2 separate regions of the Mus musculus genome follow, and region 1 is linked to region 2. Evidence: chromatin loops called from intact Hi-C (ENCODE). Cell type or tissue: gastrocnemius. All regions are shown on one strand. Links, peaks and the distances in the headings refer to the core of each region. The heading gives the core; the rest is flanking DNA.

Region 1 (2,909 bases), core at 275-2,774, 220 kb after region 2:
GTATGACCAGGGAAGCCCTTCCTCTTCAGCATGTGGGATCTTTGTCTGGTGTGAATTCGGGAGCTTCAGCGACATGGTGGATGACAGAGACCACCACAGCAACCAAGGGATATGTGGAAATTAAGAGTTCCTCTGAAAGAAGAGAGATCTGTGGTCTTTGAAGGCCTGTCATAGGACAAGCAGAGACACTCTGAGGAGAAGAATGCTCTGTGCATCCATGGTATCTTCCCACATATTTTGTCTTCTGGAAATTCCCTAAAGTGTACATTCTCTTGAATGTATACTCCAGCTGGACCAAAAGATTTGTTTCATGGAAGAGTACACATTAACTAATTAATTAGTTTAACATCTGATCATCTAACATTTATTGGGTTCTTATTATGTGCAAGGCACTGTAACAGCTACTATGTGACCATAAATATAATAAGACACTTCCTGATTACGAGGCTGTCACTGTTTGGGTGGATAGCCAGCAACACAAATGACTCCCATGAGTTGGGCACAAGACAGGTTGATATTAAGTAATGTATCTGGTTTCTTTTGATGTAGAGGAAGGAACACTCATTGTGACTGGGAGAGCCAGAGGCTTAGTTGTATGTGTAGCTTCTTATTGGTCACACAGCCCTTTTGGGTGACCACCCTGAGATGATGCTGAACAAGCAGGTGGGGCAGACCTGAGTAGTGATGCCTCTGGGAATTGCTGAGTTAGGCCCCCCTGGGCCTATGTGAGAATATCTAGATGTTCTCGTCCTACCATTTCCTTCCACAGTGGGACAGCACTTCTAAGTAGGGTTGTGTGATGAATGGTGATCCCCTAAAAGGCAAGCAGAAACCCAACACCTGGACATCAGCTTTTAGCCTTTGGCAGTGGCTGCTGCAGATTTATTTGGTTAGGGGAAGCTGTTCTACAAAAGGCAGCCTGGCCTAAGGTGCCCTGGGACCTCTATAAGATGGTAGCAGGAGAAGACACACAGGTCTCTGTGATGGCCCATGGGACAATGAGGTGGAGAGTGGAGTCATTTCTCTCAAGTCAAGGGACACCGAAGATGGGTGCAAATCTCCGTTGGAAGTTGGAAGAGATGAGAATGGTCCTTGGCAGGTCTGAGCCCCACTCATGTTCTATTTTAGACTCTACACTCCCAGAGAATGAGACATAAATGTTCTGTGACTTTAGGTTTAGGGGACTTTGTTATAGCCTCCACAGAGGGCTCACACAGGAAGGAAGCTGGTCTCTAGGATATGTCTACCTGCTGAGTAATTTGGGGAGGCAAATATTTGAAGTCAGCTGCAAATCCAGTGAGAGTTAAATTCTTAAACCGAACAGTGTTGGAGTTCCTGAATGAAAATGAGTTATTTAGTTATCTAGTATTTAAAACCTTATTGTTTGACTTCTAAGAAGTTACCCTATTCCCCCTCCCCTCTCCTCCCCTTGAAGTGTTTGCAGGAGAAGAGTAAGGAGAGAGAGAGAGAGAGAGAGAGAGAGAGAGAGAGAGAGAGAGAAGTCTTTCAAAGTTCAGAAACTATTGTGATAAATGGTTCTGCACAACCTTGACTCAGTTTTATCCAATAAAATTAGTTAAGGTCAGCAATGCTTTCTAGAAAAGGTAATTTGTCCTCAGTTGTTCTTTAAACTGCTGAGTATTTCTCAGGAGGGTCTCAGTTTGCAGGGAACTAGCCTCTTCAGGGTGGCTACCCAGAAGCGACTGCCATCAGGGAGCTGTGGTAGGCCCTCTCCTCAGACTGTGTTATGGGGGCTAGGAGAAGGTCACAGAGACTGAAACCCAGCTAGCACGGTTCAGCTCTGGTTCTTCTTGGTGCCCTCTGCTGCCCCCTACCTCCTAACAGAATGGATGCAGTTTGTCTGTGGCCACCCTCCCTCCCCCTCAGCACCCCTAAGCACACAATCTTCCCTAGAGAGGGCCCTGAGATCCCTCAACTTAACTACTTCATTAGTTTAACATCTGATCATCATTTATTGGGTTCTTATTAAGGCACTGTTAAGAGCTACTGTGTGGCCATAAATATAGCAAGACACTTCCTGTTTATGAGGCTCGCATTGGTAGGGTGGATAGCAAGTAACGCAAATGACTCCCATGAGTTGGACATTAGACAGGTGCTGATGTCAACTGAGAACACTGCTGAGTTTTCATACATGGTGAGCCTGTCTCTCTCAGAGTTCTTAACTTCTGGGCCTGTGGTCAGACATTAACGGGCCATACCAGATATCCACTGTTCTCTTCAAGGGTTTATAGTTATCCCTGGGCTTAGGTGACCACATGACTTCCTCAGGAAGTTGAAGAAGGGATATGTGTCAATGGCTTCTCTCAAAGCCAGAATGAGAGTCTGTTTTCTTTCTTTCTTGTCTGTAGGACCTGCTCCAGATGGAGATTTCAGGGTGAGGGAAGGAATCCAACTTGAGCTTCCACTGTGGTTGCTAGACTATACCTCTGACCTGGGGCTACAACATATCACAGTTGCTCCCCAACTCCTGACAGACTCAGAAATGCTCTCCCATAGTAACAGGCAAGCTGCCTGACTATCCTCTGCACCTCATGAATGCTGGAGGCTTCTTGTTTGCACAGAAAGCAAGTCTTTAGGAGGCTCAGTTTGCCTGCCAACCAGTGATGGGCACCATGACCCTCTTTTCATGATATGCCTCACAGATGTTTCTGTGTAGGCCTGCTTCTACCCCAACCTGAGGTTGCCCCATGGAGCACTGCAGCATTTCAGGCCCTACATGAGAGGGAATATTGTGAGGTGTGGCCTCCCTGTCCCAACCTGCCTGAAAGTGACTTGCATTTTTCCAGCTTCATGGTCCCTATTCTCAATTCAGTGAGCTCTTCTTCCAGAGTTGTCCACGCCATGGCCAATGAAAGGCATCTCTCAAATCTCAAACCAGCTGTGGCTGA
Region 2 (2,909 bases), core at 268-2,767:
GGTATGTACTGCATACAAAGCCCCAGTACCATATAAAATCAGGCATGGTGGGTCAGAAGTTTAAGGTTGTCCTTGCCTACATAATGAATTCTGGGCTATGTAAGACCCTGTATAAAAACAGAACAAAGTACAGACACCGTCCCCTCAAACACACACACACACACACACACACACACACACACACACACACACACACACTACAGCCTTCTATGTGTGGAGCTTTGTGAATCCCCATACCTGTGTATGGTGCACCTTGATGCAGGTAGAGATTGCTCCCTCCCCACTCTCCCACATTTCCATGGAACAAAGCTGTCCTGTCTGCCTCTGTAAAAATGTATTCATTTTACTTTTTAAATGTCTGCCAGCTCACCATTGTCCTGTGGACTTATTCAATTCTATCTTTGGGAGCGTGTCCTCCCCTCCACCTCACCTTGTCTCCACCCCCTGCACCTTTGTTTCTCACTCCATCTAAGTGTGGAGATTCCCAAGCCTAGCATGTTTGTGCCGTGGTTCTGATCCCTTGATTCTGGCTTGGTCCCCTCCTGCTGCTCTGGTAATAACCCCTGTGCCAGCTTCACCTCTATCCTGGTTGGGAGGGGTCTCTGAGAAGCCTTGAGGCTCACGATGTGAAGCCTCAGTTGATTGACAGACTGCAGAAAATTATCACCAGAGTTTGGGTACCTTCCCCCTGTGTTCTAAATCTAAGAGGAAAAGGAGGTAACAGAGCTGGGTTTACCTGGGCTGCACCACACCCTTCCTGGTATACAGCCCTCTTGTGCATGGCATGTGCCCCTGCTAACAAGGACACTGTGCTCATTTGTGTCTGGTTTCTTGTGTTATCCTTCATGGTTTATCCTTTGCACCAGCCAGCTCCATGCTTGAAACTCAGAGGGGACCCAGAAGCAGCTCTTATGTCCTTTGGTCAGAGCTCGTCTGTCAACTCTCCTTCTGGTACTCTGGGCAAATGGTTATGGAAACAGCCTTGGATGGCATAGACAGTGGAGTCCCATCCTACTGTTCTCCAGGGAACATGTAGTTAACCACTCTCAACTGAAGAGCCAGATTTGGTTTCTGACTGGGTGTCTGATAAGTTGAGGCCACACTTGAATTCACTCCCTTCCAGGGCTACCCCTCCCCCCCCACCACCAACTGCTACTGCCTTCAGGAAGTAGTTATGTGGTCCAGAATTGAAGTCTTCCTTGAGGGCCAAGATGTCTCAGCCTACAGTGTTGACTAACTTAGGGAATGAATGATTGTGAGTATAACATTGAGTAAGGTAGGTGGGCAGATTCAAACTTGTGTCTCAGTGGATAGAAGTTTGAATTCTAGCCCCATCAGAGAGAAGCAGCTTTCTGTCTCCATGCCCCAGTGCATAAGCACAGTACTAACTTCTGGGACTTCCTGAGAGTTCTGTGGTATATACAGTTCTTGGTGCATGGTCACTATTTTAGCACCTGTCTCCTGCTACAGACCTGGTATACCGGCCCAAAAGCAGTGCTGATAGCTGCTTTGGTCTAGACTGCAGCAGACTCTTGGATGGTGGAGCAGAGAGCAGACATGGTGTGAGTGGTATTCCATATCCTTTTCCTTTTCTCTTCCTCTCTCACTTCCTCTCTTGCTGCTTCTGCTTCTTCTTCTTCTTCTTCTTCTTCTTCTTCTTCTTCTTCTTCCTCTTCCTCTTCCTCTTCCTCTTCCTCTTCCTCTTCCTCTTCCTCTTCCTCTTCTTCCTCTCCTCCTCCTCCTCCTTGACTTATTTACTTATGTATGAGTGCTCTATCTGCAACTACACCTGCAAACCAGAAGAGGGCATCAGACCCCAGTCTAGATGGCTGGGAGCTACCATGTGTCTGTGGGAATTGAAGAGTGGACAGTGCTCTTAACCTTTGAATCATCTCTGAGGCCTGTGTGAGTGATATTGTGGGTGCTAGGAAGTCCTAGGGAAGGCTGGGTACCAGGAAGAGGGCTCTGGAAGGGAAGACTCACAACCAGCCTGTACTTGGGTCCAGTGGCTTCTGAGAAACAAATGACTCTAGAGGAGTCTAGGTTTAACAGCACAGTGTTCTCTACTTGAGATAGTATGGGTATTGCCTACTCTGTGTCCTAGGGTTGATAGATGCTCTTTGCTTCCCACGCAAAGCTGAATGAGTGCTCCATATCTTTTTCATACTATCACTATGTGAGCCTTTCTGTGGACCATGCCCATGGGATACCCTGTGATCTTTCTAAAGTCCCATGCAAGAGACAAATCACAACTTCCATTTTGTAGAAAATGCCTGAATGTCCCTGATGTCTTTCAGTTGGTAGCTGTCAGAGCAGAGGCTGGCCCCTTCTTCGTCTCTTTCTGGCTCCTTAGATTAGTCCCAGTTTGCTTGGTTCTGTGGGCTTGGGGGTGGAGGCTGAGGGCAGGTCTTTTGAAAATAAACACTTACAGTCAGGGGCCGTCTACTCCAATTCCCTGTCACCTGTCACCCTTCAATCCACTCCATTATGTCCCAAGCTGCCAGGAGAGAAGCAGACTGAAGATGGCTATTCAATTTGTCCTTTAATCAAAACCATCACAATTTGTGGCTGAGTCCTGATTGCTCCTGTTCACAAGCTCCCTGATTCTATGCCTTGTCCTTGAGTTTTTGGATTTAAAAATTTCCCCCCTTGTTTCTGATTTCTAGGTTGTAGAGTTAGAGGCGTCCTTGTTCAGTTGGACCCAGCTGGGCTCCAGGGATATGGGTTGTGTGTAGGGGTCACTTTTCCTGGGGTGAGGAAACAAAGTTCTGTCTTTCAGAGGCTTGAGGTCCCTCTGGTTGGCCCCCCCTCTCTTGATTCCCAGCCCCAGGGGAGGGTGTGAGGCGCAGGGCCTTTCTTCATGACCTCTCTTGAACCATACCCCCTGCAGAGGCAAGAGTCAAAGGTCA

Evidence for each region. Peaks named below come from ENCODE experiments on the same cell type or tissue, not always from the same donor. Only the 100,000 strongest peaks of a DNase experiment are listed, where the experiment ranks them.
Region 1: a loop joins it to region 2, with 9 times the contacts of the local background. A loop is called at or near these places in 2 of 42 quality-filtered maps.

The regions. Positions count from the first base shown.
Region 1 is chr12:117,131,193-117,134,101 of GRCm38, reverse strand. All of the region lies in intron 12 of Ptprn2 (protein tyrosine phosphatase, receptor type, N polypeptide 2), which reads right to left. Among named protein-coding and RNA genes, the nearest start is that of Gm10421, 19 kb to the left of the region's middle. In gastrocnemius, for the core only: a CTCF peak has its summit at 1,833 (motif pointing left); a DNase peak (open chromatin) is centred at 1,814.
Region 2 is chr12:117,352,086-117,354,994 of GRCm38, reverse strand. No RefSeq gene overlaps it. Among named protein-coding and RNA genes, the nearest start is that of Gm5441, 17 kb to the right of the region's middle. In gastrocnemius, for the core only: a CTCF peak has its summit at 1,809 (motif pointing right); a DNase peak (open chromatin) is centred at 1,830.